2 separate regions of the Homo sapiens genome follow, and region 1 is linked to region 2. The links are chromatin loops, found by intact Hi-C in ENCODE. Cell type or tissue: IMR-90. All regions are shown on one strand. Links, peaks and the distances in the headings refer to the core of each region. The heading gives the core; the rest is flanking DNA. Region 1 has its middle 140 kb from the start of LINC02967. Region 2 overlaps SYNDIG1 (synapse differentiation inducing 1).

Region 1 (10,380 bases), core at 813-8,812, 250 kb before region 2:
AAAGAACAAGGAATCTCTGGGGCCGCAGTACTTAGGATGGTTATATTTCCACAGAGGAAATGCCAGGAGAGGTGGCCCTGGAGCTTGAGGCCCTTATGAGGTGCAGGAGGCACAGCGAGCAGAGCTCTGGGCACCAAGCGCTGTGTTCAGAGGAAACAGCTGCATCCCAGCCAAGACCAGAGTAACAGTTGTGTTCCCAACTGAGAAAATGGTAACTAGATGCACGGTTAGGGCCTGTAATTAATTCTGCACCTAGATAAATAATCAGATGAAGGTCTGTCTGGGTAGGACACTGGAAGCAGGAGGTGCTGTGGACCCGAGGAAAGGTTCTTGGGTGTGGCGTGAAGGGGTGGTTAGATCCTGCCTTCTGGAGCTGAGCTTGGACTTCTGGCCCCGGTCCAGCTCTGTCATTGGCAGTCTAGTCCCGCTTTTCCTTCCCATGGTTCCGGTGCACAGGTGTTTCTGGCTGGCGCCAGTCCCGAGGTGCTCTGCTGATTCCGAGAAGCCGGCAGGCGGCAGCCACTGTGGTCAGGGCAGCACTGCCGTCTTCATCTGGGCGTCCTCATGCACCTGCTGTCAGCAGGCCCTCCTACCCTGACCCTGGAGGACAATCTGGGAGCCTCGGAGCCTTTCTGAAAGGTGGACGCATGGAGAGGAAAACCTGGCTTCAAGCCTCACCGGCCCAATAGGAAGGCTGATGCAGATGCTGTCTCCACCTGGCAGGCTTCCTGTGCCCAGCGCTGGTGCCCTGCCCTGGCCTGGCAGTGTGTGGGAAGCAGTGATGAGGCACCCAGCATGCTGAGCCCCTAGAAGGAAGGCGACTTTGGTCCAGGGAATTCGGCCAGTTTATGTCCTGGCTCCAAGGAGCTTCAGTTCCCAGCTCTCTCTCTCTCTCTCTCTCTCTCTCTCTCTCTCTCTCTCTACCCCTCCCTCCCTCCCTCCCTCCCTCTCTCTCTCTCTCTCTCTCTCTCCCCTGATCTCTAGGCCATGCTCCAGGCAGCATCTGTCCTGCCCTGTCTTTGTTCCCCTGCCCCAGAACCTTGCACACACAGATGGACGGAATGCACAGAGGAGAGAATGAATGGTTGCTTAATGTGAGGGGAAGCCAGGCAGCCAGCGACATGTAAAGCTGGAAGAGAACCTACAGAGGGTTCTCCTGAGTCCCTCAATTTGTCTGAAGGGGCCCCTCTTCCATGTTTGCTTGAGGAAGGGGCTGGGAACTTTGCCTGTGTTGACAGGGATCTCCTGGGAGCTGGGGTGTGGGGTGGGCAGATCCTAGCTCATGGCAGGCAGGCATTCAGTGTCACCCCTGCATTTGCCAGAAGGTTCCCCTCCTCTCCTGAGTCCTCAGGCTGTCCCCGTGGCATCTTCCAGGATCCACATATGAATGATGACTCATGGGTGTCTTTCTCCCTGCTTCTAGGGATAGTTTTAGGCTTGGGGAGGGGGTGGAATCCCACAAGAACAGATGGACGCTGCCTCCTTTGCACCTACCCCGTGGCTGTGTCTGAGAGCTTCCATTTTCTCCAGGAGGACAGGTGGCAGAGAACCATCCAATCCCCTCTGCAAGTGTAGCACTTGTTTGGAATTCAGTTCTATATCAGGTGGTGCGTCTCGCCAACTCTTCAAAAATCAATGAGCTACAAGGCCTTACATTAGAACAAGTCTCTTGGAAATTCAGTGCTGAAATCCCTTTATGCACCAATTCTCTCAGAAACCTGAGTCAGATAGTCACAGTTCTCCGTGTAGCCTATTTTTATGTCCAGTCTCTTGGAAATTTAGCACATAGTGGGAACTCAAACATTTTGCTTAATAATTGTAGGACTGTTAATTTCTGTGCCAGACTAAAGACAAGCTATTTAAAGACCCTCTATGTATGGGGCTTAAAGAGCTTAAAGACATGATTCTGTAGAAACATGATTCCATGGAAACAATGTTGGTTCTATGTTTGCCTCTAACATGTCACATTCTTTTGTATTTTAATGTTACTTCTCATGTTGTATTGACCAGGTGCAGTTTCATCTTCTGAATCCAAGAATGGAAGCACGATGGGACTTGAGCATCCAGGACTACCCACTCAGGAGAGCATATGACCAGCCCCTCAGAGCCTCTGGGGTCGAGGCAGGTGTGTCACCTTCCAGCCCCATAGTCAGTTCCTGTGGCTCCTTTGCCCATGGGCTGTGCCATTATTATGCCACATGACTGTGCAGTTGCTTTGTGCCTGGGGTGTTTGTCAGAAAAGATTCCCAGGGCAGGTGGGTGTGAAGACAGCATCCTCCCTTGGCCGAGGTGACACCCTCCAGGCTGGGGACAGAGTCTGGGAGAGTAAGGAGCACTTGCTTCTTTCTCTGGGAAATGTGCTGTGTGTCCCGACAGGGCGTCCTGGTTCTCCCCTTTGCCCTCACACTCTTTTCCCACAGTGAGTCCTGGTACACTCTTGCTCAGAGCCTGCAGTGGGATCCACCATCCCTGCAGTGGCCCCCAAGGGCTCCAAGAGCCAGCAGGACCTGCCTTGACCTTCCAGTCTCACTTCTGTCCACTCTCTGCTTTCCTCTCGCCAGTCCAGCCTGACCTCCTCGCTGTCCCTTCAGCACCCAGGCACAGCCATGCCTCAGGGCCTTTGGATGTGCGGTTTGCCTGGAGCACTCTTCACCCAGTCATCTGCTTGGCCAATGTCCTTGGCACCTTCTCTTTGGCACACCCAACACTGCAGAGCCTCCCCTCTCCAGCCCACACTCAGGACCCATGTATCTGACTCTGCTTTCTTTCCTTCCCATAACACTTACAGTCGTGTAACATACAAGTTGTTTACTCTTCTGTTCTGTTGTTGTTTGTGAGTTGTTGCCGGTTTTGCTCCCCAATATCCTGAGCACTCAGCAGTGTCTGCCCGGCTTTGGCTCAGATGGAGCATGATGTGTGGATTTGGGTTTGTTGCATCTTCTCAGTTCAAATAAAACTGACAAATGGCAGCATTCTTCAGCAGACATCCAGCATAGCTTTATCAATTTCATGTATTTCTGCTTCTGTCTTTATTATCTTGTGCATTCTATTTTCCTAAGGTTTATTCTGTTTTAAAAGAATATGTTTTCTTAAGTTCATTCATTCTCAGACTTCCTGCTTTTCTAAAACAGCCCTAATATCATGTAACCACTCTTAGAACCTTTTTGTTGTATTCTACAGGTTGTGACAGGTACTCTTAATGATTATTCAATATTAGGTACTGTTATTTATAAATTATTTAGAAATACTTGGTGAGTCATTGTTACCTCCTTTTTCCTGTTTTAGAGGTCATGACTTCTGTATTCTTTGATACAGCCTAGCATTTACAGCCTGCATTCCTCACTTATCAAAGTCTGATGTTAACTGGTGATTTTATATGTGGGCACTCTCTTTTCCAAATATATTTTAAAAATCTTTTAATCATTGATTTTTCACTTAATTGTATTGCGTTTAGAAAATATGGTGTACAGTACTAAGTTTTGCAATCTTTTGAGACTTGCTATTTAGTCCAATGCATAAGCAATATTTGTAAATGTTGTCTGTGATCGTATAAGAAATAAATCCCACCAATTAATGGGTGCGTGTTCTGCACATACCTGTCAGTTCACATTTGTTAGTTGTGTCATTTATGTCCTTGCTAACCATTTTTGTCTTCTTGACCTATCAGTGATGGTGGCTTTATCAACCTCTTATTGCAATCCTGCAAATCTTTGCTTTACATATTTAGAAGTTATTAGTTGCGCACAAGTTTAGAAACACTATATCTTCCTATGTAGTGATCTTTTTCTCCCATATGATGTTTTTTGCCCTAAAGTCTATTGCTATAGCTGCAGTAGTTTTTGTGATTAATAATTGCCTGGTATATCTTTTTTCTATTATTTTCTTTATGGGGTGTATATTTTAAAGTTTTGGACATATCTCTTTATAACAGCATATAATGAGATTTTGCTTCTAATCCAGACTGACCATATTTGTATCTTAAGTAAAGAGTTTTTAATCCATTTACCTTCATTGTGACTATTGATGTGTTTGAGCTTATTTTTGCCACCAAATCATATTTTACATATTTTATTAGTTTTGTTCCTTCCTCCTCCATTCTTTCCCTTTTTGGGAACAAGTGGCAAAGACAGTTTTTGAACTCAGATTTCTCCAACACCAAAGGCTGTATTCTTTCAACCTCTCCACTGTGGGACTATGAAAATCCCCAAGTGGCATTTCTATTTCACATCTCAATTTTATGCCGGAGATTAACTGCATGTTTTTCTATTTCCTATTTCTCGACCTATCTGTTTGAATAAACATCTGAATGGTTTTATAGATTGGCTTCCTTGGTGCTTCTCAGATATCCCCCCATTTCCCTACAGGGTCTGTTATGCTTTTTTCTCAAATACCTATGAGGAGTTCTCACTTCTTTACCCCTTCTAGTTTGGCTTAAATGCTGTCTTTTTACTGGAGCTCCCTTGGCCCTCTTAATCAAAATATCAAAACCCTCCACCCTTGCCATTCTTATCCCTGTCCTGCTTGACTCCTTGGAGGATGAGTGACTGCAGGCACCACCCCATGCTCAGAGGCTCTGTCGGGAGCCTGCGCCTCATACCTCACCCCGTGCTGAACTTCTTCAGGATGGCATTTGGCCTCCACTACACAGGATGAGTCTTCTGGGTAAATATTTTTTTCAAGTGTGGCGGCTCACTTTTTAAAACAATGAGTGAATATGGCTTTTTCACATGCTAGCGTTTTTCTCTGTTGTTTTCTTCGTCTCGTCCTTTTCACCTCTTCCCCCTTCCCCAAAAGCATGCACTGTGCAGTGTCCCCATCTCCTGCCCATCAAAACTCATGACCTTTATTCATATGATGGTGCTTCAGAAATGCCCTTCACCTCCCTGCCCAACTGTGCAGCTCCCTCTGGGTGAAATATTGACTTCAATGGCCTCATGTTCTTTACATTCTCCAAAGTTTGTCATCTTTGTTAAACAATGAAAGCAGCTTCTTGATGTTTCTCTCCTTAATGATTGCAAGAGAGAATGATGCTGTTATTTCCCAATTGTTGCTGCCAGGGAGACAATTGGATCTAGGAGTGGACCCAGAAGCAGCCTCCTGGAGGAAGCTGCAAATATGATCATTATCAGGCTGGAGATGCTGAAGATGGGTGAACATTCCCAGTGACTCTGGCTCAACCTGGGACCCTGGCCAGAGCTACTGGTCACCACCACCATGCAGGGTTTGGGGCTTCAGTGCCTACCAAGATGGATCTGCAGGCTGTTGACAGGTAGCCAGGTGACCCCTGTCTGCTACTGACCCCTCAAGCTGGTCAGCACAGGTTTATAATGAACACCACGGTGTCATGTCAGACTCGGCCCCAGTGTGAGGCCAGGGGATGCTGAGTGTCTGCATTTCAGCAAAATGTAACCCATCTGTTTCTAGGCATTTGCCTAAGACAGGTTGTGGTCTAGTCGTCCAAGGGTGATGTGGTGTCTGAAAGCCCCTTAAAAAGCTGATTCAATGTTTATTCTCTCTTTTGAGGAGGTGAGTCATGTTTCACCAGCAGATACTTGTGACTCATTTTTTAAAAAGGGTTTTCATGCTCTAAGCTGGTGGGGTTGAAGTGAATTACAAATCTGTCAGCCTTTCCCCATCTTTCTTATGTCTGGATGGAAAAGCACAAGCTCATATTCAAGGAGGTGCTCAAAGCTGGACTGTGGGGTTTTGCTCACATTATGAAGTTAGTTCTACTTTTGGTTCTGAGCAAGAATTGAGCCCAGAACCACCAAGGCTATCCCTTCCAGGGTAACCTAGAGAATGGTTTCTGTGGTGATCGCTGGAATTGGGCTGGTGGTCCCAAATGAGCCACAGGTCTGGCTTCCTAACTGCACCAGGGTTAAAATATGCTCCCGGAAGAGTGGAAACAACTTTCCTCCAAGCAATACAATGTCTGTGGTTGGGGGATTGTCTTGGAGAGAACCTGATTGGGATTTTCCTGGATAGGAGTTCTGAAACTTTTCCAAGTCGCTAGAGAAAGCCTGTCCAAGCAATTTCATAGAAAAAGCAACAGTGCACAGTCACCCACTCACTCAGCAGCACAGCGCAGTGTGGATCCTTGGGGTCCTCCCCTGGCTTTGTGAACTTGCTGAAGCACCTGGCTCCAGCCCCATTGCCTCCTGTGTGAAATTAGGATAACAGTTCCTCACAGAACTGAAGTGTAAATTTAGCGAGTTATTACAGGAAAAGTACTGGGCTCTCTCTGGCACATCATGGACACTGTGCATTCCAATTCCTTGCATTCCTGGGTACATATAGGAGGCATTTCTCCATTCTCCCGTTGGAAATCACTGAAAGCAACTTGGAGAAAAAAGCCGAAATGAGCCTTTTCTTGATGAATGAGGAGTGCGTGTCTTCCCCCCAGGCCCCCAGCCATAGAGCATCTTCGCGTCTTTGAACAGCCACCTGGCTCCTGCCTCAGGGCCTTGGCACCTGCCCTTTCTTCTCTCAGCATGGCATGTCCTCTGGTTGTCTGTGTCCTTGGCCCTCCTCATCTGTCATCAGGGATGACGACATCCCTGACCTGCTGCTGAAGGTCAGCGCCGCCCTGCCCACATGTCTGTGAGCCCTCGTCAGGGTTCACACTTATTTGGTTGCATTGTGTACTTTCTAGTGTGCACTAAGTGCTTCCAACAGTGTCAGGCTCACAGCAAGCACCGCATCAGTGTCACTACTATTATTATTATTGCTATTATCATGTCTTCGTGGGATGAAGGAGCAGTGGCTGGGGGGCGGTTGGGGGGCGAGGTGTGGTGGCAGAGAGCGTTTCCCACCTAGAACACGTGCCTGCTCTGAACATTTCACATCAGATGCTTTCAGGCTCCTTCTCTTGGAAGGTCACCCAAAGGTTGCTTTTCTTTGCCTTGAAGAATTGCAGCAGACTTTAGATCCGTTCTGCATTATATGTGTGGTGTAGTTGGATCAGATACATAGACGGAGACGTAGATAAAGACACAGATGTGGACCTTCAAGGAGAGCTAATGAGGTCAAGGTGTGTTACTGTGAACACACACAGGCACACATGGACACACACACAGAGACACACATAGGCACAGAGAAACACACAGACACACACACACACACACACACGGACACACACACAGAGACACACATAGGCACAGAGAAACACACAGACACACACAGAGACACCAACAGACACACACACACACACACACACACATCAGACCTGGAGATAGTAATCTAGGTCCTACATAGAAGTTTTGAAATATTTCAGGCAAAATCCCATCCCCTCCTTGCTTCACCTCCCCCTTGCCCTGCCCTGAGGGGCACTGTCTGGTCCCAGGAGCAGGGCCAGCTTTCGAGTGCCCAGGTAGGGCTGCTGCCGCCTCCAGCCTCCAGCTCCATTCCGGCCAGCCGGAGCTCCTTCCTGCTGGCTCTGCTTTTCCTTCCTGCACCTCTGGCAGCCTCTTCCTGGCTCTTGGCATCTTACTTGGTGAAAGTGAATGCAAGACAGGCTGAAAACCACATCCTTATAATCTTGGGGACAGGACTTGCCTCACTGTAGCCCTGGGTGTCCCCTCTGCTCCTGGGCTTGGAGCAGCCTGGGTGTGCAAGTGCCGAGATCTGCAGATCTGGAGGAGTTGCTCCTGCTCACCCTGCCGGGGCCGCTCTCCCTTCTCCTTGCAGGAAGCCATCATTTCCTATGTGCAGGCATGGGCAATGCCTCAGAATTATCATCTGGCGGGGAACGCCTTCATTTCTGTTTTACTGATTAGTACACCCAGGCTCAGAAATGTTAATTAGCTCACTCATGGTCACACATGTCATCCACTGCAGAACTGAGACATGAAAGAGGCTTCTCTGCCCCAAATTCTGCTTTCTTCATCCCTTTGCTAATACTTCCAAATTTGTGGAAACAAAGCATATGAAGCCACAGGGAGTCAGAGAGGCAGTGCAGCTGCATAGAGATTGAGGGTCGAGTTCGGTTGCCTTTTACCCATGACTGCAGCTAGGCCACTTTACTCCTCCATGCCTATAAAATGGGGAAATGACACCTGCAGAGGCTGCCTCAGAGAGATGTCGAGGTGATCAACTGAGAAGGAAACCTGCTCGGAAAGCTGTCAAGTACCCCATAGATATGAATCACCATTGTCCTCCATAGCACTAGAATGCACCAAGATTAAACATGAAAGTACACTGTTCAGGAAATTTCTAAAAAGAATATGTGTTCTTCCAAGAGACAACCTGTTTTCTAAATGTACTTTCCTAAGTCGGGGTTCCCTGGCACCCCGCCCTTCACCATGGCCATGTTTCCCAGAGTCAGTGGGCATGAAGTTGAGCAGCACAGCCAGGGCCCCGCTGGGCTGGGATTGCAGCCTCCTCACTCAAGCAACAAGGAACCAGAGAATCTCCCATGGGTGCTCAGCCTGCTTCCAAAAGACCTGAGACAGAATTACACCATCCGTGTGGAAATGGAAGCCCCTTGTCTGCCATGGAGAAGGAAGGGGGAGGAAATACCGCCAAGGCCGGGCTCTGGGCGGTCACAGCAGGAGACGCTGAATCCTCCCATGGGCGTCCTAGTGTGAGGGCAATGCCCCAATCCCAGCACTTCTCCCCACACGCATCCTCCCTGATGGTGCCCATGGGGTAGCCCTTGAGGGAGGGGAAGCGCTGGGGAATTCACCCAACGGCCTGTGCTGGGGATGCGGACAGCATCATGGACTTAGCTGCCCAGGAAGGCTTGCTGCTGAGGCACAAAGAAAGTCCCGTGGCATTTTTTGCTTAAACTCTCTGTAGAAGTGAAGGGAGTGGAATAAAAATGTGACTCGGCTGAGGAGGCCTTGTGGGAAGCTGACCGAAGCCACCTGGCTCCACATCTCCCCTGCTGCTGGAAGTGTCCATTAGGAAGGCCCGGGGTCTGCCTTAAACTCACCATTCCTACAACGAGGGGGATTTGTCCAGTCTCCCTGTCTGTGCCTGGGAAAAGGGTCACATTCTCCCTCCTGCTTCCCAGTCTGAGCAATGCAGGGCTGGGGACCAACTCTGTCTGCCTCCTGTCTCACCTTGGCGCGCACTTCCCTAGCTATTCCGGCACCACACCCTGCTCGCTGTCCTGCAGGTCTCTGGCCCGTGCTAGGATTGTGGCCCTCCAAGAGGTTTCCCAGCCCCGTCTCTCTCCTCTGGCATCCCCGTGCACTGCGAGCAGATCTGTCTTGGCCAAACTCTGCGTGGGGCATGCCCCCCTCTGCTCAGGAGCCCTCAATGGCTCCCTGTTGGCTTCTCAGTCAGGGCCTCCTAGCAGAGGTTCCCCTTATTTCCCACTGGTACTGGCACCCCAGTCCCCAGCAAGTGCTGGCCAAAGCCCCAGCCATGGCCGACAGTGACCACCCTCAGCCCCTGCTCAAGGAGACCGAGCTCTACCATGCTGGGGTGGGGGCGGCCACCTGGCCAGTGGTGGGGCGTGACCATGTTGCCTGGTGCCAGTGGAGGCCCTTGGGCCTGCATGTCAGGTTCTTTGCAGACCTGCTCCCTGGGGGCAGGTCCGGCAGCAGCAGACGAGAGTGGAGAAAACCCCTGAAGGAAGGGGGAATTTGGGGAGGGGCTCAGGTGCTGCTCTGCCCTCACCTAAGGAGCCCCATCTTGAACCTCTGTCCTCACAACCACAGGAGTCTGAGGCCCTGATGGTGACCATTCTGGAACATTCTGGTTAGGACCACTGGCTCCTTGCTGCCAAAGAGCTTCAGCATAGAGCTGGCACCCGGAATCTGGCAGTAGCTGTGCAGGGGAGGGCAGGCATTGTAGATCGGCCTTGCAGTGCTCATGAGAGGGGCCCTGGCACAGAACCTCTCTGGGCTTTAGTTACTTCTTCAGTGCAACAGGGATACTGTGGCCCCCTGGACGTGGTTTCAGAGCTTAACCCAACAGTGAGAGGGAAGCCTGTGGCGGAGATGGGGCTCACAGCTTGAACTCACAGAGGGCTGGGCTTAATCAGAGGATTGAGTGTCCTGGGTCCCAGAGGCAAGAGGGGACCCCCCATCACTGCCAAGAAACTGCAGCTCCAAAACAGCCCCAGATGCCACACCACGTCACTTCCCACATGTGGCCAGCTTGGTGGTGTGGGGAGTGTCTGTCGGGGCAGCTGTTTGCGGAGGGGCCTGGAATTCTTCATGCTTTACTGAACCCAGCTCATGAGCTGGCCTGCATTTTCCACTGTTTCAGGGTTCTGGCTTCTACACTGACAACTCTGCCATTTCACTGGGTGCCAGGAAGAAAGACGTCCTTACATTCTGCTGTGTTCTGGGTGGGTGGGATTGCTTATCTACATCCCAGATGAAATTAATAGGGATGTCTAATGCCATTCTCACTCACATGCACCAGATG
Region 2 (10,380 bases), core at 1,318-9,317:
GCTTGCAAACCCTCATTAAAACAATTAAAATTTGCCTTTAGCACACACAGAAAAGCCTGTGATTTGGCAGTGGAGAGAGTTAATGAAACATTTGGGACCAGATCAGTTATTACTATTTAGCATTTAAATGGCACATTACAATTGCAAAATGCTACATCATCCTATGTATCATTTTTGGTGGCCTGGGACTTCCTGTTCACAAAGCCAACCCAAACTTCTGCTGGTGAGTGATGCTTTGTCATAGCACAGCACCACTGGGTCACAATCCACAGGAACTCCAAATCTGATTTATAAGCAGTCAGACATATATAGCAGATATGATGTGATTTTGGAAACAAGAAAACCTGCAGATTCAGACCATTGCTGCTTTTAAAAGTTGTGCCAACTCCCTTTAGCTTTGTAAGTCTCCACTTCATTTTTAAGGATAATGTGGAGGGAGGAAGCTTCTTCCCCTGTGACACTGCCATGTCCACCATTACCAACTCCACCACCCTCACCATTACCACCATCACCACGACCATCACCATCATTATCCCCACCACTGACACCATCACCACCACCATCACCATCATTATTCCCAACACTGACACCATCACCATCATTATCCCCACCATTGATACCATCACCAGGAGTACTACCATCACCCTCACCACCATCACCACCATCATCCCCACCACTGACACTGTCAGAAGGAGTACCACCGTCACCATCCCCACCACTGACACCATCAGCAGGAGTACCACTATCACCGTCCCCACCACTGAAACTGTCAATAGGAGTACCATCACCATTACCACCATCATCCCCACTGCTGACACTACTGCCAGGATTTGGAAAATCAAGGCCACAGAACAAATACATCTAACACCTGCGTTTGTACAGCCCACAAGCTAAGAATGGTTTTCACATTTTTAAGTAGTTGAAGAAAATAGGAATATTCTATGACACACAAAAATTATGTGAAATTCAAATGTCAGTGTCCATAAATAAAGTTTTATTGGACTACACCCACAACCATTCATGCACATATGTCTATGGCTTCTTCTTCATGACAAGGGAAGAGTTGAGCAGTTGTGACAGAGACCATATTGTCCATGAAGCCTAAAATATTATCTGACTCTTTACAGAAAAATTTTACTGATTCCTAGCCATCATCCCTTCCATACCACCACCACCACCACCACCATCACTACCAGAAATCCACAACCACCATTACATCACCACCACTACTACTACTAACAATAACATCACTGTTGGTACAAGTAATGTCACCAGTACCATTGTCATCATTACCATCAACAGTGATGTCCTCCCACACACACAGTCCATGGTTTAGAGATGCAGAGGCTCCCATGTGACCAAAGATTTAACTGATAAGATTGTGAATGTGGACACAGACTCAGCCAAGACGTCTTCCTCCCCACCCACTGAAGGACAGAAAGAGAAAGCCTTGAACGCATTCTCACCTCTAAAATTATTTTGGGTAAAACTGTTTTTTTTTCCTTTGGAGGAGGGCCAGAGGGGCTTCATCTCTGAGAATTTCTAACCACAAGCCTGCACTCACACTCTCTCTGAGATTTCACACTCTTAATGTGCCTTGAAAAACACAGTTGAACACTTAGTTTGTAGTGTTTGGGGCTGGGAATCCACCACTGTGATTCTTGGCAGAAGCAAATGCAAATGTCCTCTAGGATAATGTATGTTAAAGACAGGACTAGAAAATGCCCATGGATAGTCTCAGAAAACAACCTGAGTTTGGGATTCAAGGGAGGGAAATGAGCACTGCTAATGGTTTGGATGCATATATTCCTTTGCAATTAATATGTGGGAACTAAATTCCTGAGGTGATGGCATTAAGAGGTGGAGCCCTTGGAGGTGATTAAGCCCTCGCCCATAGGATTAGTGCCTGTACAAAAGGGCTTGAGGGGGAGAGTTAGCCCCTTCTTGAGCTTCTGCCATGTGAGCACACAGTGTTCATCCCCTCCAGAGGACACGTAATAAGGTGCTATCTTAGAAGAAGAGAGTGAGTCCTTATCAGACACTGAATCTGCCAGCACTTCAATGTTGGACTTCCCGGCCTTCAGAACTGTGTGAAATAAATTTCTATTATTGATAAATTACACTGTGTGGTATTTTGTTGTAACAGCAGAAGCAAACTAAGACAAGCACTAAACACAGGAAGAAATAAGCAAGGGTGAGCAGAAATATCACAAATCTGGCCCACAGTGAATGTAGGTATTAACACTTTCAGATGAAGATTATAAAACAACCATACTTAGGATACTTTACAAATGAAAGATTTAGGACTTTTAGAAATAAAAATACATCAGTGAAATTAAAAGTCAATGGACAAACTGTTATTTCTAGCATTAGAATTGACTAGATGCTCTGAGAGATTCTCTTGTTACAAAATTAGATTCAGGATTAGAACACACTTTGAGACATTACTGATTGCGAAGGAAAATCTCCAAATATCACCACTCTTCCATGGAAGATTACTTGAAGGGGCAGAGCTGCACTGATTTAGGCATCAACAGTAACAGTAATAGTAAGTTATATAGCCTTGTAGAAAGACAAGATAGAGAAGTTGAGGCTGAACCTTATTCTAAGCTAAGATTCTTTACGGATGTGGTCTCAGATTTAAGCATGCATTTGAATCACCTGAAGGGCATGTTAAGCCCCAGGTTGCCAGGCTACAGAGTTCCTTACTCAGGGTGGAAAGGGATACCCAAGTTTCCATTTCTAAGAAGCTCATAGGTGACGCTGCTGCAGCTGATCCAGGGACCACACTCTGAGAACCACTGTTCTGTCGATTGCAATAGAGCCAATTCAGTGACGACTCCTCATTACAGGCAGAATAGAAACAAACATCTCTAAGAGAAAGACCCCCTCCCCAATTTAGCCACAGAGTAAGGTCAAATAATGAGCTGAGAAAGATCATCATGCACAAAAGACTGTATGCCACCATAAGTGAGAGTCTATAGAGAAAGAAGGAAGGAAAGAAAAGAAAAGAAAGGAAAAAAAAAGAAAAGAGAAGAGAAGAAAAGAACAACTCTGGACCATCAAGGACTTTACATATTTTTATAGTGAGAAGAAAGTATAGAACAATTGTTCATGAAATACTTACATAAATAAAACACAAGAAGGAGCAAGTGACAAGTGACTACCAGAATAAATAGAAAAATGAAACGTGTGAATTTCAAAAAGCAAAAAATATTTTTGTTGGAGTAAAAAACACAACGGAAGATATGGAATCTAAACAGCAGAATAGACACAGCTAAGAAAAAAAATGTAATCCAGAAGACAGATCTGAGAAAAATACCCCAAATGCCTCACGAATAGAAAAAAAGATAGGAGACAGCAATAAGCAGCAAAGAGCCTGGCAGGTAGAATGAGAAAGATCAGTCTCTTCTAATGGGAGTCTCAGAAATGGAGACAGAACTCCTGGGAGAGAAGCCGCACCTCAAAGGACGCTACCTGTGAAATGTTCAGCACTGATGAGAAACACAAATTCACTGATCCAGGAAATACCACATTGACACATTACATGAAACTGCTGAAGATTAAGTGGAAAGGTCTTAAAAGCAGTCAAAGGAAAATAGTGGATAATCTACATAGCAACAAAAACTAGAATGGCAAGACACATATCAAGCAATAATGGAAGCAAAAGGACAGAGGATAATATCTTCAATATATTGAGAGATATTAACTCTCAACCTTGAACTGGACATAATGAAATTATCTTTCAAGAGCCAAGTGAAAAATCCATTTGCAAATAAATAAAAAATCTACTTAGAGACTTAAACTAAAAGGAATTCTAAAGGATGCACTTTAGGAAGAAGAAAAATAATGCTGGGTGATGACCTGAGATACAAGGACTTATGAGCACACAAACTCACGACATACTTATAAATCCAAACAAACATTGATTATATATCTATCTATATATCTATATCTATATCTCTCTCTCTATATATATAAATGTAAATCATTAGATTTATTCTTAAAACTCTAAACACAGGAAAACAATAGCATGTAAATCAGGAGGTGAGCTAAGATTCTTTTAATGTTCCAGAAGTGTGTGAACATGTTCAGCTTTATACTTAAATATACATAGGCAAATGTCAAGGATAACTACCAAATGAATGGAAACATTTCTAATCATTCTAAACCAGGGGAGAGAAGTACATGAGTAAGAATGAAAATAGTAGTAAAACCTCAATCAAATAAAAAGAGGTAAGAAAAAAATGAAACATAAAAAAAAAGTTGGCCAAATTCTAAATAGAAAACTAGGATAATAGCAGATCCAAACATATCAGTATTCACAATAGGTACAAATTAATTTAAATTGTCAATTAAAATAAATTGTTAGTTTGGATTTAAAATAATATCCAGACATATGTTATTTATAAGAGATAGACCTAAAGCATACGGACATGGAATCGCTAAAAGTAAAAGGATGGAAAACATATATACAAGGAAAATCCTAGGCAACAAATAAGAAATCTGGCACAGTGTAATGAATACAAAACAGATATTAAGGAGTAGAAAGTATTATTATATAGTAACATAGTTACACAGAGAGAGATCCAATTAACCGTATACAACAATTCTCAAATTCCATGTACATAATCCATTTATATCACATTATATAAAGCAAAATTTATAGAATTATGGGGATAATGTAATATTTTCACCATCACAACAGGAGACTGCAAAGTATGCTCTCAATTATGCTGAGAAATAAACAGGCCAAAATTAAGAAAAACATAGAATATTTGAATAATAATTTTGATCAAAAATGCACATATAAAACTTGGCATCCAACAGAGAATACAAATTCTTCTAGGCATACGTGTTCTCTTTCTCTCTCATTCTCTGTCTCTCTCACTCTCTCTCCATTCTTCTCTCTCTTTCTTCCTTTCAAAAATTGATCAAGTATTAGGCCATGAAGTATGCTGGGCATGGTGGCTCACGCCTGTAATCCCAGCACTTTGGGAGGCCGAGGCAGGTGGATCACCTGAGGTCAGGAGTTCGAGACCAGCCTGGCCCACATCGTGAAACCCCGTCTCTACTAAAAATAAAAAATCAGCCAGGCATGGTGGTGTGTGCCTGTAATTCCAGCTACTCGGGAGGTGGAGAATTGCTTGAACCCAGGAGGTGGAGGTTGCAGTGAGCCAAGATCGTGCCACTGTACTCCAGCTTGGGCCACAGAGTAAGACTCTGTCTCAAAAAAAAAAAAAAAAAAAAAAAGAAGAAGAAGAAGTATGTATAAAACATTAGTATCTTACAGATCATTTTCTTTAGCCACAATGCAAATCATATAAAAGTTGATACAATTAATAAAAACCACGTTCATTTAGAAACGAAGGAAAAGAAATGCTTTCTTAATAACCATTTGATCAAAAAGGAATCATAACAAAATATAAAAATACTTAGGTCAGGATCATTGAGAAACTAAATTATTGAAACCTAGAGATGCAGGAGAAGAGGGAAATATGTAGCCTTAAATGCATATATTATTTTTAAAAGGTTAAAAATTAATGAGCCCCATCTAAATTAATAAATTCACCAAAATAATAATAATAAAGGCAAATAATACATGACAGGTGTTAATAAGGTAAGAGCAGAAGCTAGTGAAACAGAAAGCAAAGATACCACACAGAGGATCCACAAGGCCAAGTCTCTTCCCTGCAAAGACAACTCTCTGATGAGGCTGTGTAAAGAGAGAGCCAGGGAGCCTGCTTCTAGGCTAGATGAAGAAGTGGACTCACATCACTCTTCCCCTCTCTCCAAGACCCCGTTAAAATGTTAGTGAAAGAGCAAAAAGAATCTTAATGGAAGAGAAAATGGAAAAAATCATCCTTAACAAGATAAATTTTTTTTTTTTTTTTGAGACAGAGTCTCGCTCTGTCGCCCAGGCTGGAGTGCAGTGGCGCGATCTCAGCTCACTGTAAGCTCCGCCTCCCGGGTTCACGCCGTTCTCCTGCCTCAGCCTCCCGGGGTAGCTGGGACTACAGGCGCCCGCCACCACGCCCAGCTAATGTTTTGTATTTTTAGTAGAGACGGGGTTTCGCCTTGTTAGCCAGGATGGTCTCAATCTCCTGACCTCGTGATCCACCCGCCTCGGCCTCCCAAAGTGCTGGGATTACTGGCGTGAGCCACCCTGGCCGGCCAACAAGATAAATAATTTTAAAGCGTAACAGTAGATGAGGAATCTAACCAAAGGCGAGAAGAAGGAGTGTGGACAGAAGCTGCAGCCAGGAATTTATGTTTGGAGCCCGCAGATGGCCAAGAGGACACAGGAACATGGGCTGGCAGAGGACCTTTCATCAAAACCATGCACATGGACAGGCAATGGGTCAGCGCCTTCGAAGTTGCGAGAAAAACCTTTAAAGTATGTACTCTACCAAGCACTCCTCCAAGGATGAGTAAAAACAAAAAAGGAAACAAAACAAGGATGACAATAAATATTTTCAAGAGTCAGAAGATGTAGCTCACAGCAGCCTGTCTGAATAAGTAACTTAGAGATTTACTCCAGAAACAAATGGCAGTGAAAACCATGGATGTGGATAATAGAGGATAAGGGGAAAGCAGTGAATAGCTTAAATGAATAAAAAGCAATCTCTGCATGGCAGCTGGCCAGCAGCAATCTGTCCCATTTATAACAAACACCCGTGGGCTTCACAAAGACCATCTTTGTGAGCAAGAACGGCAGCGCGCATGCACAGCTGGAAGTTAAGATGGATGCTGTGAGGAAGGCACAGGTTTCTTTCCTCAATGTGAAAAGAATGTCATTTAGAAACTCCAGAAAAACACACACAGCCAGAATAGGTGTATAGGAACTCCATCGGTCCAAATATAAAGCAAAACAAAATTTCCCGTCATTTTACACAGCTGTGGAATTTAAAAAGACAGAATCCGTTTGACCTGGACACTATATTTTCCTTTATCTGGCACAGGGGTTATGATTCAGGAGCTGAATACAGAGGCAATATTAACTTATTACCAAAACTTGGGTTTATAGCCATAACATTTACAGAATCTTGACAATAAATGTTTAGTAATTTAACATTTAGAATCTACATATAAACCCAACGTAACTGAAAACCAAAATTTAAAGGTGCCTCACCCTGACCAAGTTGACATCATTGTTGTTGTGGTCATCATCATCAGTTTGACCAAGAGTTCAGCTTCTCCTAAATCCCAAGCATCGTGCTAAACTTTTAATAAGGACTATCCTGTTTAATTTTTATAACAACCCCATTAAGTAGGTATAGTTATTATCATCCCTTTTGCAGATGTGGAAACTGAGGCATCAAAAACTGAAGCAACCTGTTTAAGGTCTTTCGCCTATAAGCTGCAGAGCTGGATTTCACAGCCAGGAAGCCTGACTTCAGGGTCTGACTCATAGCCAGTAAGCTGGACTCACTCATTCTCATGTACAATTGAAGACACAGCCAACCTCAATAGGAAAGTGACACAGTTTGCTTGTGTGTCCCCTCCAAATCTCATATTGAAATGTGATCACCAGTGTTGAAGGCAGGCCTAACAGGAGGTGTGTGGGTCATGGGGGTGAATTCCTCATGAAGGGCTTGGTGCCATCCTTGTGGCAAGGAGTAAGTTCTTGCTGTGTTAGTTTACATGCGAGCTGCTTGTTTAAAAGACCCTGACATCTCTCTCTTGCTCCCTCTCACCAGGTGACATGTTGGCTGCCACTTCCCCTTCTGCCATGATTAAAAGCTTCCTGAAGCTTCCCCAGAAGCCAAGTAGATGCTGGCACCATGCTTGTACAGCCTACAGAACCACGAGCCAAATAAGCCTCTTTTCTTTACAAATGCCCCAGTCTCTGGTATTCCCTTACAGCAACACAAAACGGACTAATACAGAAGGCCAATGGGGAAGAGAGAAACAGTGTGGGTAAGCATGCCAACCACAGCCTCATCCCACAGAGTGAAATGAATACAACAGTAACCAAGGGAAGGACTCAAAATAATACATCCCTAAGAAGTTGGGAGAAGTGGGGAGGAGATAGGCAGTAGTGTAAGTGAACTAAATTCTAACCTTAAGTGAACTAATCTCTACCCTTTCAAAGCAGGGAGTCCACTGGTAGAATTTAAAGCTAACGGATCAAGAAATAACTTGATGCGGCCAGGTACATGGGCTCATGCCTATAATCCCAGCACACTGGGAGGCAAAGGTGGGAGGATCGCTTGGAGCTAGGAGTTGGAGACCAGCCTGTGCAACACAATGAGACCCCATCTCTACAAAAAATTTTTAAAGCTGGCCAGGCATATGCACCTATAGTCCTAGCTACAGGTGGGAGACTAAGGCAGGAAGCTGAGGCTGATGCTGGAGGATCACTTGAGCCCAGGGGTTTGAGGCTGCAGTGAGCTATGATCATGCCACTGCACTCTAGCCTAGAAAACAGAGCAAGACTCCATCTCTAAAAAGAAAAAAAGATAGAACAGGATGAACACAGCTGTCAGGGTATGGCAATAACAGTCAAAAGAGGAAGGTGGGCAGGAGCTGCCTCTGAGAAGTGTCTGGGCAAATGAAGTGATATGTTAGGGGCCAAGGGGAAAGGTTTGTAACTTTCATTACTATTTCGGGGTATTACTTAATTTTTTTTTTTTTTTTGAGAGGGAGTCTTTCTTTTTCACCCATGCTGGAGTGCAGTGGCGCAATCTTGGCTCACTACAACCTCTGCCTCCTGGGTTCAAGCGATTCTCCTGCGTCAGCCTCCCGAGTAGCTGGGATTACAACCATGCACCACCACACCCAGCTAATTTTTTTGTATTTTTAGTAGAGACGGGGTTTTGTCCTGTTGGCCAGGCTGGTCTCGAACTCCTGACCTCAGGGGATCCACCCTCCTCGGTCTCCCAAAGTGCTAGGATTACACGTGTGAGCCACTGTGTGTGGCGAGGTACTACTTAAATTTTAAATATGCCTTTATTATACTAGCAGAATAACCATATGAAAATAGCCTTTAAAATTCATATTATTGTAGAGAAACTGGAACCCTGTGCGTTGCCAGTGAAAATGTCAAATGGAGTGGCCACGGTGGAAGACAAGACGGTGGGTCCTCAAAGATTCAACACTGAGTTACCATACAGCAGCCATTTCACTGCTGAGTATACACTCCCCAAAATGGAAAGCAGGTGTGATTGTGTCACTGTACTCCAGCCTGGGCAACAGAGTAAGGCCCTGTCTCTTAAAAAAAATTGAAAGCAGTGACTCCAACACAGATTTGGGGACACTGAAGTGCATAGCATCATGATGCAGAAGTAGTCAGAAGGTGGGAACAATGAAAACGCCCATTGACAGAGGAATGAATACGCAAAATATGGCATATGCTACCCTGAATTATTAGTCAGCCTTCAAAATGAAGCAAATTTTCCTCAGTGTTACAGCATGGATGACCCTTGAAGACAACATGCTAAGTGAAATACGCCAGTCACAAAAGGTCAAATACTGTATGATTCCACTTATATGAGGTACCTAGAATAGTCACACTCACAGACAGAACACAGCTGCAGAGGCTGCAGAAGGGAGGGAACGGAGAGTTACTGCTTAATGGGGACAAGGTCTTGGTTTAGGATGGTGGTAAGTTCTGCAGATGGACGGTGGTGATGGCTGCACAGCAATGTGCATGGATTTAATGCCATTGAATTGTACATTTAAAAAGGAATAAAATGGTATATTTTATATGTATTTACTACAATAAAAAAGGACTTTTCTCAAAAAAATAAGAAGTAACAATGTTGGTGTACAAGCCAACATTGTTAGGTGCAAGTATACACAAGTATAGTACCTTTGAACTTACTGTAATTTTTTTTTTTTTTTGAGACAGAGTTTCTCTCTTGTTACGCAGGCTGGAGTACACTGGCATGATCTCAGCTCACTGCAACCTCTGGCTCCCTGGTTCAAGTGATTCTCCTGCCTCAGCCTCCTGAGCAGCTGGGATTACAGGCGCACACCACAACACCAAGCTAATTTTTGTATTTTTAGTAGAGACAGGGTTTCTCCATGTTTCCCAGGCTGACCCAAACTCTTGAGGTTGTGATCCGCCTGCCTCAGCCTCCCAAAGTCCTGGGATTATAGGCGTGAGCCACCGCACCTGGCCTGAACTTACTGGAATTTGATGTAAGTTAGTTCTACACTTTCTGGAAAATATAAGAACCTCAAACATATTAATTCTGATTACAATCTACAAATTTAGTACTGTAGTACTATTGTTGGCTTTATTTTAAATTATATATAATATACATATACTATTATGTAAGATATAAAAACATATAAAATTATATATTAAACATATATAAGCACCACAATATTTTGTTAGTGTTTTTTCTTTATTCAGTCAGTATTCATTTAGAT

What was found. Peaks named below come from ENCODE experiments on the same cell type or tissue, not always from the same donor. Only the 100,000 strongest peaks of a DNase experiment are listed, where the experiment ranks them.
Region 1: a loop joins it to region 2, with 2.3 times the contacts of the local background. A loop is called at or near these places in 2 of 110 quality-filtered maps.

What each region holds. Positions count from the first base shown.
Region 1 is chr20:24,769,004-24,779,383 of GRCh38, reverse strand. No RefSeq gene overlaps it. Among named protein-coding and RNA genes, the nearest start is that of LINC02967, 140 kb to the left of the region's middle. In IMR-90, for the core only: no CTCF peak of the experiment used is centred there; a DNase peak (open chromatin) is centred at 5,513; H3K27me3 peaks cover 1,880 bases.
Region 2 is chr20:24,520,160-24,530,539 of GRCh38, reverse strand. The region is part of intron 1 of SYNDIG1 (synapse differentiation inducing 1); the gene reads right to left. Among named protein-coding and RNA genes, the nearest start is that of SYNDIG1, 56 kb to the right of the region's middle. In IMR-90, for the core only: no CTCF peak of the experiment used is centred there; no DNase peak of the experiment used is centred there.